Regions from separate parts of the Homo sapiens genome. Here region 1 is linked to region 2. A link is an interaction called in ENCODE POLR2A ChIA-PET data of the cell type or tissue named here. Cell type or tissue: Panc1. All regions are shown on one strand. Links, peaks and the distances in the headings refer to the core of each region. The heading gives the core; the rest is flanking DNA. Region 1 has its middle 21 kb from the start of LIMA1. Region 2 has its middle 5.4 kb from the start of CSRNP2.

Region 1 (2,915 bases), core at 165-2,664, 780 kb after region 2:
GGTCAGGAGTTTGAGACCAGCCTGATCAACATGGTGAAACCCTGCCTCTACTAAAAATACAAAAATAATTAGCTGGGCATGGTGGCGGGTGCCTGTAATCCCAGTTACTCTGTAGGCTGAGGCGGAAGAATTGCTCGAACCCGGGAGGCAGAGGTTGCAGTGGGCCGAGATGGCGCCATAGCACTCCAGCCTGGGCAACAAGAGCGAAGCTCCATCTCAAAAAAGAAAAAGAAAAAAAAGAAAATCCATAAACCCCACCCATGTTCAAGGGGAGGGGCGTTTCACATTTTATAGGGAGAAGCATCAAAAAATTTGTGGGTTTTTTTTTTTTTTTTTGAGATGGGGTTTCACTCTTGTTGCCCAGGCTGGAATACAGTGGTGTGATCTTGACTCACTACTGTAACCTCTGCCTCTCGGGTTCAAGTGATTCTCCTGCCTAAACCTCCTGAGTAGCGGGGATTACAGGTGTGAGCCACCATGCCTGGCTAATTTTTGTATTTTTTAGTAGATATGGGTTTTCACCATATTGCCCAGGCTGGTCTAGAACTCCTGACCTCGTGATCCACCCACGTCAGACTCCCAAAGTGCTAGGATTACAGACGTGAGCCACCGCACCCGGCCTGGAATTTGTGGTTTTAAAACCATCACAGATGGTATACTAAAAGTAAAAATTTGGATTTTTTATTAAAACAGAAAATTGATCCTTGAGTATATAGTTTGCTGTCAATGCTCAGATAACACTAGTTTCTTTTCTTTTCTTTTTTTTTTTTTTTTGAGACGGAGTCTTGCTTTTGTCACCCAGGCTGGAGTACAATGGCATGATCTCGGCTCACTGCAACCTCCACCTCCCAGGTTCAAGCGATTCTCCTGCCTCAGCCTCTTGAGTAGCTGGGATTACAGGCACCTGCCAGCATGCCCAGCTAATTTTTTGTATTTTTAGTAGAGATGGGGTTTCTCCATGTTGGCCAGACTGGTCTCGAACTCCTGACCTCAGGTGATCCGCCCACCTTGGCCTCCCAAAGTGCTGGGATTACAGGCATGAGCCACCGCGCCCAGCAACACTAGTTTGTTAAATTACTAAAATACTTTTATACAAGAGCCTGTTAACTTTCTGAGTCTTGTTTCCACAGTAGTCACTCAACAAATGTAGAAAGGGAAGGAAGGGAATATTTAAAAGTTGTAGCAAGAAATACACAAAAACTACATTTGGTCAGCATGACTCATTAATGGGAATGATCCAAAATTATCTGACTCATTGGAAGGTAAAGACCTTTGGAGGATAGTGCAATTTTCAGATTTGGACTTTGTCCTGCTTGGGCTTAAAAGGGCTTTGCCTTTATCCAAAGCCTCAAGCAGAAGACAGAACAAGAGGATAAGGATAAAGTCTTTCTTGCAAGTATGTGGTGATTATCTCCAACTAGGATGAAAGTTACTTATAGAAGACAACATCGGGGCCAGGTGCGGTGGCTTGCGCCTGTAATCCCAGCACTTTGGGAGCCGAGGAGGGTGGATCACAAGGTCAGGAGATCGAGACCATCCTGGCTAACGCGGTGAAACCCCGTCTCTACTAAAAAATACAAAAAAATTAGCCGGGTGTGGTAGTGGGTGCTTGTAGTCCCAGCTACTCAGGAGGCTGAGGCAGGAGAATGGAGTGAACCCAGGAGGCGGAGCTTGCAGTGAGCTGAGATCGCGCCACTGCACTCCAACCTGGGTGACAGAGCAAGTCCCCGTCTCAAAAAAAAAGGAAACGATATCTTTTCTTCTTTTATCTACTTTAGCTACTCAGTGAATGAACTGTCTGGCCTGGCGTGGTGGCTCATGCCTGTAATCCCAACACTTTGGGAGGCCAAAGTGGGTGGATCACTTGAAGTCAAGAGTTCAAGACCAGCCTGGCCAACACGGCGAAACCATCTCTACTAAAAACACAAAAATTAGCTTGGTGTGGTGGTAAGTGCCTATAATCCCAGCTACTCAGGAAGCTGAGGCAGGAGAATTGCTTGAATCTGGGAGACAGAGGTTGCAGTGAGCCGAGATCACACCACTCTGTCTCAAAAAAAAAAAAAAAAGAGAACTGCCTAACAGAAATAAATATTTTTAAAATATGGTCAGCTTTTATTTCAAGTAGTAATTTATAATTACAAGAGTGCTGAAACCAAAGCCTTGGCTCCCAATTCTGCTATGTAAATGAACTAATTAAAGTTCATAGTTTTAATTATTTTTCTTTTTTTTGAGACAGGGTCTTACTGTCATCAGGCCAGAGTGCAATGGCGGCACGACCTCAGCTAACTGCAGGCTCCATATTCTAGTCTCAAATGATCCTTCTGCCTCAGCTTCCTAAGTAGATGGGACTACAGGCATGTGCCACCACCCCTGCCTACTTTTTGCATTTTTTTGTAGAGTTGGGGTTTTGCCATGTGCCCAGGCTGATCTCGAACTCCTTGATTCAAGCAGTCCATCTGCCTCAGGCTCCCAACGTGCTGGGATTACAGGTGTAAGACACTGCGCCTGGCCATGGTTCTAATTCTATTCACCTGCTATACAAAAACCCAGGTTTAGCAGCTCCTGACATTGTCTATTAATTACGAAAACAAAAACAAATTAAGCAACCCTAAAGCACAATACTATACTTCCCTAATAAATCTAATGAAAAAAATCTCCCAATGAAAGGAGATAAACTGAACACATCTGGGATTCCTTTCAGGGTAAAGAATCTGTGGATGACTCTTTTAGAACCAGCTCCCAGAGCTCAATTGTCATGAACTTCCATCACATTTAAATGAGTGGAATAAACAGTTTGCTTTCCAGATGAGGTCAGTTGCCACAAGGATGTGGCCGGGATGAGACTGCTGACCTTTTCTCACTCCTTGGGAAGGCATTGTACATTTTCATTCCAAAGCATCCTTTTTTTTTTTTTT
Region 2 (2,915 bases), core at 116-2,615:
CAAAAAAGTAAGGTCCACATGAAGGGGCTGAAGTTCTGATTCCTGGAAGTCCAGGTACTGGGTATGTTGTGCGGGCAGAGTATGATCTCTGAGCTGGAGGTTCCGGGGGAAGCTTGGCAAGTAAAGAAGGTGTGAGATAATGGCACCAACCATTTCTAATGTATGCATAATGGAGGAGTGTTCTCAAAACCCTGTGTATCCCCACATATTCTGAGAAAGTGTTTTGTATAGGGTTACCGCAGAGATTTGAACTGTCTTGCAAATCACCATGAAGGGCTGAGCAGAGCTTCGGTATTCAGTCTTGAAAGCAATTTAGAGTCCAAATATTTGAAGTCAGGATTGAGCTTCTCCCTCTTGTAGCTTTTTTCTCTGGCCAAACCTAACAATTCCAGATTTGGGGGGACAGGAGAACTGAAATTGAAGAACCATTTTATCATTTTACTGAATTATTGGTCTGCTTCCTTGGTCACGGATGGTTCCTCTACAGGAATTTGATCTGTTATGGCCGCCATGGGTCTTATGAGAACTCCAGTCTCAGTAGGAATGGCACAATTGTCCCACCTAGCTGCCCCATTTATATATATATATATATATTTCTTTTTTTTTCTTTTTTTCCTTTTTTTTTTTTTTGAGACAGAGTCTCTGTCACCCAGGCTGGAGTGCAGTGGCGCGACCTCAGCTCACTGCAACCTCTGCCTCCTGGGTTCAAGCGATCCTCCTGCCTGAGCCTCCTCAGTAGCTGGGATTACAGGTATGTGCCACCACGCCCAGCTAATTTTTATATTTTTAGTAGAGACGGGGTTTCACCGGGTTGGACAAGCTGGTCTCAAACTTCTGACCTCAAGTGATCCACCAGCCTTGACCTCCCAAAGTGTTCGGATTACAGGCATGAGCCACTGCGCCCAGCCTATTTCTTTCTTAGCTTCTTTTTTTGTTTTTAAGAGACAGGGTCCTGCTCTGTTGCCCAGGCTGTGGTGTGATCATAGCACACTGTAGCCTTGAACTCCTAGGCTCAAGTGATCCTCTCGCCTGTCTCCTGAGTAGGTAGGACTACAGGCATGTGCCACCACACCCAACAAATTTGTTTTGTTTTGTTTGAGGCAGGATCTCACTTTGCTGCCTAGGCTGGAGGGCAGTGGCACCATCATAGCTCACTGCAGCCTTGACCTCCTGGGCTCAAGCGATTCTCCCACCTCAGCCATCCAAAGTGCTGGGATTACAGGTATGTGCCACTGTGCCCAGCTCTAATTTTTATTTTTCGTAGAGACAGGATCTTGCCATGTGGTCCTTGCTGATCTGAACTCCTGGCTTCAAGCGAGCCTCCCACCTTAGCCTTCCAAAGTGCTGGGATTATAGGCGTGAGCCACCACACCCAGCCTATATATTATGTCATTAGGAGTAATCCTACATCATTCTGCTTCTCCTGCAAATGCTCTACTTTCTTAGTTGTGAGTTAAGGCTTTCCCTGCTAGAATGCTTGCTTTTAGTTTGTGATTAATTTTTGTTTCATTATACCAACTCCAAAACTTAAATGAGGAAGAATATCCTACCACTGCAAAATGGAGTGAGTTGGGAAAGATGCCCTTTGTGACATGGGAGTAATGCCACCAGCACTGTTTTTTCTGCATACTTTATTTCTCCTTCCTGGTTCTTTTAGTGACCTTGTATTTTATCTTCAACCTTGAATTTTCATCTATTTCCACTTCTTCCTTCTTCTTTTCACGTCTTTGTTCACACATTCTCTACAGCATTTCCCCTGTAGTGTTCCTTGTGAACATAGGCCTAAGCTAAAATCTATCTTGCTTGAAAATTTATTTATTTATTTATTTTTCTTGAGGTGGGGTCTTGCTTTGTCACTCAGACTGGAGTGCAGTGGCACTATCTCGGCTCACTGCAAGCTCTGCCTCCCGAGTTCAAGTGATTCTCCTGCCTCAGACTCCCAAGTAGCTGAGATTACAGGCGCCTGCCACCATGCCCGGCTGATTTTTGTATTTTTAGTAGAGACAGGGTTTCACCATATTGGCCAGGCTGGTCTCGAACTCTTGACCTTGTGATCCACCCACCTGCGCCTCCCAAAGTGCTGGGATTACAGGCATGAACCACCGCGCCTGGCCAAAAATTTCAAGTAAGTCTAGCATTTGCATTTTCAAATTCAGACACTGAAAAGTTTATATGAATTAAAGTTTTCAATTGGATTAATATCAATTATAAGGGAACTTGCTATTTAAACTAATATTATTGTATTATTTGTTGTCTTATTGTACTATTTTTTACTGATATGGTATTTTGGGACATGAGTTATAACTGGTTTACCTATTATGCGAATCTCTGTTTTCATGTATTAGATATGTTTAAGATGAGGTGCACATTTTAATTAATGTAGATTCTTGTTTTCTTTTCCTTTTTTTGTGTGGTGGGAGGACAGAGTTTCACTTTTGTCGCCCAGGCTGGAGTGCAATGGCGCATATGACTTCTTTGGTGTTTGTGCTTTCAGTTTGCTGTGGCACTCTTTTTCTCAGATTTACACATACTGTTCTCTTTTTGTTAGTGTGGAATTAGTCACAAAGAGGTGCCTGTCTCTCTAGATCTGGAATATAATATAATTAAATGTCAATTAGTGAAGTAGCATAACAACTTTAGGGCTAAGTCTACAGATACCTTTTCAGAAAAACAAACACAATGCCTTAGATTTTTATTTTAACTCTTTTTCTCTAAGAATTTCAACATATTATATCCTCTGTCCTATTTATTTTCACCTCTCTGGGGAATGTGTTCTCGTTTATCTTTTGGTGGTAAGAGGTAGTTGATACAGTATATATTTTGGTGTCAGATAGGCCTGCATTCAAATCCCAGATCCTTCTCTTCCTGGATATGACTTTGGACAGAGTAATCTTTCAAGCCTCAATTTTATCATC

The links. Peaks named below come from ENCODE experiments on the same cell type or tissue, not always from the same donor. Only the 100,000 strongest peaks of a DNase experiment are listed, where the experiment ranks them.
Region 1: POLR2A ChIA-PET joins it to region 2 with 20 read pairs; 3 of 35 experiments call an interaction of 5 or more read pairs at or near these places.

Annotation. Positions count from the first base shown.
Region 1 is chr12:50,302,783-50,305,697 of GRCh38, reverse strand. No RefSeq gene overlaps it. Among named protein-coding and RNA genes, the nearest start is that of LIMA1, 21 kb to the right of the region's middle. In Panc1, for the core only: no CTCF peak of the experiment used is centred there; a DNase peak (open chromatin) is centred at 1,213.
Region 2 is chr12:51,087,582-51,090,496 of GRCh38, reverse strand. No RefSeq gene overlaps it. Among named protein-coding and RNA genes, the nearest start is that of CSRNP2, 5.4 kb to the right of the region's middle. In Panc1, for the core only: no CTCF peak of the experiment used is centred there; no DNase peak of the experiment used is centred there.